2 separate regions of the Homo sapiens genome follow, and region 1 is linked to region 2. Evidence: read pairs that join two places in POLR2A ChIA-PET (ENCODE). Cell type or tissue: HepG2. All regions are shown on one strand. Each heading gives the region's core, and the rest is flanking DNA. Links, peaks and the distances in the headings are about the cores only.

Region 1 (4,397 bases), core at 216-4,215, 74 kb before region 2:
TCCTGCCTCAACCTCCCGAGTAGCTGGGATTACAGGCATGTGCCACCATGCCCGGTTAATTTTGTATTTTTAGTAGAGATGGGGTCTCTCCATGTTGGTCAGGCTGGTTTCGAATTCCCGACCTCAGGTGATTCGAAGGAGGCTCCCTGCCTCGGCCTCCCAAAGTGCTGAGATTACAGGTGTGAGCCACCGCGCCTGGTCTATTTTTTTTTTTTTTTTTTTTGAGACGGAGTCTCACTCTGTCACCCAGGCTGGAGTACAGTGGTGCAATCCTGACTCACTGCAACCTCCATCTCCCGGATTCAAGTGATTCTCCTGCTTCGGGACTGAGTAGCTGGGATTATAGGTGTGGGCCACCACACCCAGCTAATTTTTGTATTTTTATTAGAAATGGGGTTTCACCATGTTGGCTAGACTGGTCTTGAACTTCTGACCTCAAATGATCTGCCCACCTTGGCCTCCCAAAGTTCTGAGATTACAGATGTGAACCATCGCGCCCAGCCAATTATTTTATTTTTATTTTTGTTTTTATTTTTTGAGACAGGGTCTCGCTTTGTCACCCAGGCTGGAGTGCAGTGGTGCGAACATGGCTCAGTGCAGCCTCGACCTTCCTGGGCTCAAGCAATCCTCCCTCCTTAGCCTCCTGAGTGGCTGCGACTACAGGCACACACCACCATGCTTGGCTATTTTGTATTTTTTGTAGAGATGGGGTTTCACTATGTTGCCCAGGCTGGTCTCGAATTCCTGGGTAAGCGAATCCTCTGCTTCAGCCTTCCAAAGTGCTGAGATTCCAGGCATGAACCATCACGCCTGGCTCATCTAACATTTTTGTTGCTCATTTTTTCTCTCTCCTCACCAGAATATACATTTTAGGAGACTAGGGTTCTGGTCTGTCATCTTCATGGGTCACATTCCCAGTCCCTGGAACATTTCTGCCAATCAGGATCCACTCAGCATTTGTTGAATGTGAATGAACTATGCATGAAGCATGCTGATGGATACGAAGGGACAGTTGAGAAATTCTAAATTACAGGCTGGAAAGAAAGGGCTCCTGAGACATCCAAGGTGGAGACTGGCTGACCCCAGCTGTAATGGCCACAAAGTCAAGATGTTGACAAGAAGCCAGAAGCCTCTCCATAAGCATGTGGGGAGCCAGCACTGGGTGTCAGAGGTTCAGTGGCCAGAGATATCAATGTTATTGTTTAAGAGTAACTGGCACTCACATTGTCTGTTTTGTGCTGTAAGGCTGAGTAGGCAGAAGAAGAATTGCTCGGCCGGGCGCGGTGGCTCACGCCTGTAATCCCAGCACTTTGGGAGGCCGAGGCGGGTGGATCATGAGGTCAGGAGATCGAGACCATCCTGGCTAACAAGGTGAAACCCCGTCTCTACTAAAAATACAAAAAATTAGCCGGGCGCGGTGGCGGGCGCCTGTAGTCCCAGCTACTGGGGAGGCTGAGGCAGGAGAATGGCGTGAACCCGGGAAGCGGAGCTTGCAGTGAGCCGAGATTGTGCCACTGCAGTCCGCAGTCCGGCCTGGGCGACAGAGCGAGACTCCGTCTCAAAAAAAAAAAAAAAGAAGAATTGCTCAACAGAGTCAACATACAACCTACAGATTGAGAGAAAATTTTTGCAATCTATCCATCTGACAAAGGTCTGGTATGCAGCATCTATAAAGTACTTAAACAAATTTACAAGAAAAAAACAACCCCATTAAAAAATAGGCAAAGGGATATAAACAGACACTTTTCAAAAGAAGACATACTTGGGCCAGAAGCAGTGGCTCAAACCTGTACTCCCAGCCCTTTGGGAGGCCAAGGGGGCAGATTGCTTGAGGCTAGGAGTTTGAGACCAGCCTGGCCAACATGGTGAAACCCCATCTCTACTAAAAATACTAAAATTAGCCAGGCGTGGTGACGAGCGCCTGTAATCCCAGCTACTTGGGAGGCTGAGACAGGAGAATCACTTGAACCTGGAAGGCAGAGATTGCAGTGAGCTGAGACTGGGCCACTGCACTCCAGCCTGGGCGACGAGAGCAAAACTCCATCTCAAAAAAAAAAATAGAAGAAGAAAAGGAAGAAGACATACATGTAGCCAGCAAGCATATGAAAAAAACTCAACATCACTGATCATTAGAGAAATGCAAATCAAACCCGCAATGAGATACCATCTCACACCAGGCAGAATGGCTAATATTAAAAAGTCAAAAAATAACAGATGCTGGCGAGGCTGCGGAGAAAAAGGAATACTTATACACTGTGGAAGTGTAAATTCATTTAGCCACTGCGGAAACCAATGTGGTGATTCCTCAAAGACCTAAAAACAGAAATACCATTCAACCCTGTAATCCCATTACTGGATATATACCCAGAGAAATATAGACCAATCTATCATAAAGATACATGGATGTGTATGTCCATTGCAGCACTATTCACAATAGCAAAAACATGGAATCAACCTAAATGCCCATCAGTGGTAGACTGGATAAAGAAAATCTGGCACACATACACCGTGGAAGAGTACGCAGCCATAAAAAAGAGTGAGATCATGTCCTTTGCAGGAACATGGATGGAACTAGGGACCATCATCCTTAGCAAACTAACACAGGGACAGAAAACCAAATACCACGTTTTCATTTATAAGTTGGAGCTAAATGATGAGAACACATGGGCACATAGAGGGAAACAACAGACACTGAGGCCTATCAGAGGGTGGAGAGTGGGAGGAGGGAGAGGATCAGGAAAAATAACTAATGGGTACTAGGCTTAATACCTGGGTGATGAAAGACTGTGTACAACAAACCCCTATGACACAAGTTTAATATATAACAAACCTGCACATGTACCCCTGAACTTAAAAGTTTTTTTTTGTTTTTTTTTTTGAGACAGAGTCTCACTCTGTCATCCAGGCTGGAGTGCAGTGGTACGGTCTCCGCTCACTTCGAGCTCTGCCTCCCGAGTTTACACCCATTCTCCTGCCTCCACCTCCCGAGTAGCTGGGACTATAGGCGCCTGCCACCATGCCTGGCTAATTTTTTTAATTTTTTTTTTTATTTTTAGCAGAGACGGGGTGTCACCGTGTTAGCCAGGATGGTCTCGATCTCCTGACCTCATGATCCGCCTGCCTCAGCCTCCCAAAGTGCTGGGATTACAGGCGTGAGCCACCGCGCTTGGCCCAAAAGTTTTCTAAAAAAAGGAAATAGGTCTTTAAAAAAATATTTATTTTTAAAAAACTGACTAAACTTTGTCAATTTTTGTATATATTTATGGTGTACAGTGTGATGTTTTCATATATGTATACATTGTGGAATAATTAAATCAAACACATTATATATCCATAATCTCATATACCTACCATTTTTTGTGGTGAGAACATTTAAAATCTACTCTCCAAGTATATAATACATTAGTGGACGGGCATGGTGGCTCACGCCTGTAATCCCAGCACTTTGGGAGGCCGAGGCGGGTGGATCACCGGAGGTCGGGAGTTCGAGACCAGCCTGGCCAACATGGTGAAACCCCGTCTCCACTAAAAATAGAAAAATTAGCTGGGTGTGGTGGTGGGCGCCTTGGGTACCTCCCAGCTACTTGGGAGGCTGAGGCAGGAGAATCGCTTGAACCCAGGAGGCAGAGATTGCAGTGAGCCGAGATCATGCCACTGCACTCCAGCCTGGGCGACAGAGCGAGACTCCATCTCAAAAACAAAACAAACAAACAAATAAAACGTTAGTATAACTATAGTCACCATGTTGTGCAATACATCTTCAGAACTTATTCCTCCTGTCTAACAGAAACTTTCTACCCTTTGACCAGCAACTGCCATTCCCTTCTCCCCGACCAGCTCTGGAAACCACCATTCTCCTCTCTGCTTCTCTGAATTCAACTTTTTTAGATTCCACATAAAGCGAGATCAGGCGGTGCTTGTCTTCCTGTGCCTGGCTTATTTTATTTAGTGTAATGCTCACTCATGTTGCGAATGACAGGATTTCCTTCTTTTTTAAAGGCAGAATAGTATTCCATTGTGTATACACACCACAGGTTTTTTTTTTTTTCTATTGCTCAGGAAATAGGACTTTGAGAGGAGAAACTTCCATTCCTGTTTTAGGTGAGTTCCTTCGAAACAGAGCTTGACCCAGGGATTTGGGTGCATTGGTTTATTTGGGAGGTGATCTCAGGTTGCTCAGTGAGGCAGTGGGCAACGAAGATAGAGGAGGAAAAAAAGAGAGGAAAATGGACATTAATAGGCAAGTTACCATTGTGGACAAACAGCGCTCACTCCCACTGTGTCCTCCGAGAGACTGTGTCTCTTAAAATTATCCTACCGCCAGGTGCGGTGGCTCACACCTGTGAGCACTTTGGGAGGCCGAGGCGGGAGGATCATCTGAGGTCAGGAGTTCAAGA
Region 2 (4,397 bases), core at 171-4,170:
CCTGGCAAAAACTTTGTATGTGGTTCACAGCAATTCCTGCCATTCTGGTTGTGTCTGAGGGGCTGACAACAGACAGTTCTAATCTAATCTCAAACCTTTTACTTGCTGGACTGGTTCTTAATCCCAGAAACCAGCCTGAGGTCAAGAATTGGTTCCTAATTGCCATAGGTATAAAGGTGGCGCTCCTATTGAGGGAGTTTTCAGTGTTCCTGCTCTGGTTGTCACCAGTGTGGCTTGGGAGATGGTTTATGTTGGTCTGTCCCCCCTCTATGGATATAAACTAATTGTTAAACAGTTACTGACTCCTGTAAGTTTAGACAGTTTATAGCGCCAGCCTTTAAATTTCATTGTGAAATATAATCTTCAGATTTATTAGAACAGTTTAACGGAAGAAAATAAGAGAAAGAGCTCTAAAAAGGTGTAGACTGTCAAAGAAGGCTCATGGAGGAAGCATCAGTTAGAGGACTCTCACAGTACTTTATAATTACCTCATCATTATCAAGTATTGGACTAACATTGTCTTTGAACATCTCTCTCTGTTGCCTGTAGATTATAAACTTCTTGAGGATAGGGCAGTTTCTGTTCTTTTTTTGTATTTGACTCTGGCCTTCTTGATCGATTTGGTAAATATTTATTGAGATCAATTAAAATAAGATGCTTTAAAACTGAGCACAAAGGACAAGTTACATTTCAGTAGCTTAGTAGTGAATTTAATTCTGCAGGTCTTGGTGCTGTACTTCTTTGGTGAGTTTGCTGGGCCCAGATGGCTAGGCTTGTACTTTCCTTAGACATTTTAATGGCCTGTCTTGGTTGTGATGTCTCTAAGCACTAGGAGGACAGGGAATATGGCTCATAGAAGAGGGTGCCAACTGAGAGCCTCTGTCCATTCTCTCCACCCCCACACAACTCCTTTCTGTACAGTCTTTGGTAGGTAATAACATTTCTTTAAAGTGATGATTCCTAGGTGAAACCGGAGGCCAGTTTTGTGTGTACTCTTATGTTTTATTAGGTGTGTGGGATTTGAGGAAGTTGTGGTGCTGGAAAGAATCTGCCTTGCCCCATATTACTGGTGAAAAAATAGAGACCTAGGAAGGATAAATAATTTATTCCAAGCCATATGGCTACTTAGTGGCCATCAAGACTATTGTCCAGGTCTCCTTAGTGCTAGACATTTACCACAGTACCGGGTAAGTCCCATTTTTTTTTTTTTTGAGGAAGCATTAGTAAAAATCAATTTTACAGAAACGAATATAAGCGGTTTGACTTAGGATTGTGAATGGAAACATATTTTTCCTTTTGAATGCTAGGAGAACTATGCCAGAGTTTCTTTTTTTCCTACTTTTTGCATGATTTAGAAGATAGAACACATGAAAACAGTTCCCTAAAGGAGGTGCTTCATTTAAATGCTTAAAAAAAGCAGGCCACTTCAAATTTCTAAAAATAGCATTTAAAAAACCCCAAAATGATCTAAAAAGGGATTTTAGTTGCATGAAGACTATACTGTTTGGGGGGTTTCTGGGCTCTAGGGAGGATGCTAGCTCTCTGAATGCTTTATGTTCTTATATGACTCATCTTGTTAGTGGTGACCCCAGAAGGGCAGTGGGAGAAATATGTTCCGAAGGGTGATTTGGAAGGAAGGGATGATCTGGAAGGAAGGGATGAGAAGGTTGCAGGCAGGAAAACTGAGCTAAGTGGTTTTAGAGAGTGTTTTTTTTTTTTTTTTTTTTTTTTTTAGGGAGAAAAAGAAAAAAGGAAAGGCTGCTAGGAGCTTGGTCCTAACTGATTCCAGATGGGCCTGCTACAGTACAAAGGTTTTCAGTGTGTTTGGGATGGGGCTGACCAAGAAGGCCCCCTCAGCACTTCCTGTGCAGCTCTGCAATTGTATGCACCTAATCAGAAACAGCCCTTACTGCTGGAGCTCAAGAGCAACCGTCTCATGTTGTCTTTGTGCCTCATTCTGTGAACTGCTCCCTTTGCCTGCCCTGTTTACCTCCCTCTCCTAGTCTCTTTTCCTTTCTAATCTTTTCTATATTTGTTTTCAGGGAATGTTAAAAGGAGGGGAGATATGTATATATAAACATAAACATATGTATATGTTTCTTGTGGGTTGGGAGCAGAGAAGAGAGGGAGGAAGGAATGGCCAAATTAAACGCAGATGGTGAATATTTAGGAAAGGAATTTTTTTCTGGACCTGGGAGGCATTTGCTAGAAATGGGGATTGGGAACATGAGAATGTGAATGAGACTTGGAAAAACAAGCCACTCTTTATTTTTCATTTTTTTGAATCCTGCACACTTGTCTGAATGGTTCAAAATATAACATTGCATGGGGATGGTTTATTTACATTGTAAACTGAGTATCACTGGCCCTGTGTAGCTGTGTGCCAAAGGGTGAGTGTGACAGTGACTTTAAACTTAAAGGAAGTAGGAAGGTGTTTTGCACCCACATCCCATGTAGTATTGTTGCCAGGGGAGCATACCTGGTGTGCTCTGACGTGGGCTTGAATTTGGCCGTTTTCCCACCTACTGCAGTATATCAGGCACTCTGCACAGCTTAAAAGAGGATTTTTTTGGTGACACTCAGCTGCAGGCACTATGAATTGTTCTTTTGTGCCCTCCTGATTCCACCAGGGATATATTTTATATATATACTTGATTTTCTATTTTGCTTCTATTTTGGTTGCCTGGTTAGACTGAGGGTATGCCTGGTATTGACTGTTAGTTTTTTGGGTCTAGCTGATGATTACAGAAACTCTGCCATCCCAGGGGTCCATTTAGGTCTTTGCAATTTTATTCTAATCCACTCAGCTGTTGTACTGATGTTGTTGCGTAAATGTGAGCTTATTAGGATAGACTATGTAAAAATATACTGTGTTGGCATAAAGGCCTTAGCAGCATTGCTTTGTTTTGACCTCTTCATACTTTGTGTCCCTTTTGTCCTCTCGTAAGCACCATGATCACATTTCTTCTTCTTGTTTTTTTAGATAGGGTCTCACTCTGTTGTGTTGCCCAGGCTGGAGTACAGTGGTGCAATCATGGCTCACTGCAGTCCCGAGCTCCTGGGCTCAAGCAATCCTCCTACCTCAGTCTCCAAAGTAGCTGGGACTACAGGTACATGCCAGCATGCCTGGTTAATTGAAGAGTGTGTGTGTTTTTTTTTTTTTTGAGATGGGTCTCACTGTATTGCCCAGGCTGGTCTTGAGCTCCTGACCTTGAGCAGTCCTCCTGCCTCAGCCTCCCAAAGTGCTGAGATTTCAGGCATAAGTCACTATGCCCAGCCACATTTTTTCTTGAGCTAAATGTACAATATATCCTCTGATGAAAAATTTTAGTGCTGTTTCTAGGTAGCGAGGATGTCTGGGAGATAGAGTTTGGATGCTGAAATATTTGATTTTTTTGGGATATTTTTGATGCTATAGGAATAATGTGTCAGGGTATTTGGAATTGGGATAGCATAAGACAAGTTACATGGTCACCCTTCTTGAGTGAGTCTTAGCAATATAGCATTGCAACCGACGGAGAATTATGTTCTCAATTCACCAGTAGGATCTTTCTCACTGTGATTTTTTAAAATCCCCCATTTGACTAGGTGTAAAGAAGAGAAGGTAGCTAAGATGTTGTTTGTTTTTCGAGTGGCTCTTATTTGCCAGGTACCAGACTCATGTTATCTCCTACAATTTATCAGAACTCTAGGATAAATGGCCTCAAGTCCATTTGCGGGTGAGAAAACTGCACATGCACAGTGTCACACAGCTAGCTTTGTTTCAGAGACAGCCTCAACCCATTGTGTTCTGGGCCTAAAGGTGATACATATTCTTCCACATTCTGAGTTATATATAAATTCCAAACCCTTCTCAGAAAGAAACTCCTTTCTAAGGGTAATGTGGTAGTTAAAAAGATTTTTAAAAAATCACTTTAAACTTATTTTTATTGTCATCCTTGTCCCATTTTAAGCATACTAACTTCCTGCCTCTGATATATAAAGAGCCGATGCTGGAGAGAGGAAGGAGGCAAACCATTTTGTCATGTTTATGGAGAGACCTCAAGGCTCTAAAAGCTGCTTTTATTTTTTTGAGACAAAGTTTCCCTCTGTTGCCCAGGCTGGAGTGCAGTGGTGCGATCTCGGCTCACTGCAACCTCGACCTCCTGAGTTCAAGTGATTCTTGTGCCTCAGCCTCCCAAGTAGTTGAGACTACAGAGGCGCAAGTCACCATGCCTGACGAATTTTTGTGTTTTTAGTAGAGACAGGGTTTTACCATGTTGCCAGGCTGGTCTCAAACTCCTGACCTCAAGTGATCCACCTGCCTTGGCCTCCCAAAGTGCTGGGATTACAGGCGTGAGCCACTGTGCCCGGCCATAAAAGCTGCTTTTTTTTTTAATTAATGGAAATTTTTATTG

Evidence for each region. Peaks named below come from ENCODE experiments on the same cell type or tissue, not always from the same donor. Only the 100,000 strongest peaks of a DNase experiment are listed, where the experiment ranks them.
Region 1: POLR2A ChIA-PET joins it to region 2 with 5 read pairs; 8 of 35 experiments call an interaction of 5 or more read pairs at or near these places.

What each region holds. Positions count from the first base shown.
Region 1 is chr22:36,042,856-36,047,252 of GRCh38, reverse strand. No RefSeq gene overlaps it. Among named protein-coding and RNA genes, the nearest start is that of RBFOX2, 16 kb to the right of the region's middle. In HepG2, for the core only: no CTCF peak of the experiment used is centred there; no DNase peak of the experiment used is centred there.
Region 2 is chr22:35,969,249-35,973,645 of GRCh38, reverse strand. The region is part of intron 1 of RBFOX2 (RNA binding fox-1 homolog 2); the gene reads left to right. Among named protein-coding and RNA genes, the nearest start is that of RBFOX2, 57 kb to the left of the region's middle. In HepG2, for the core only: no CTCF peak of the experiment used is centred there; a DNase peak (open chromatin) is centred at 1,885.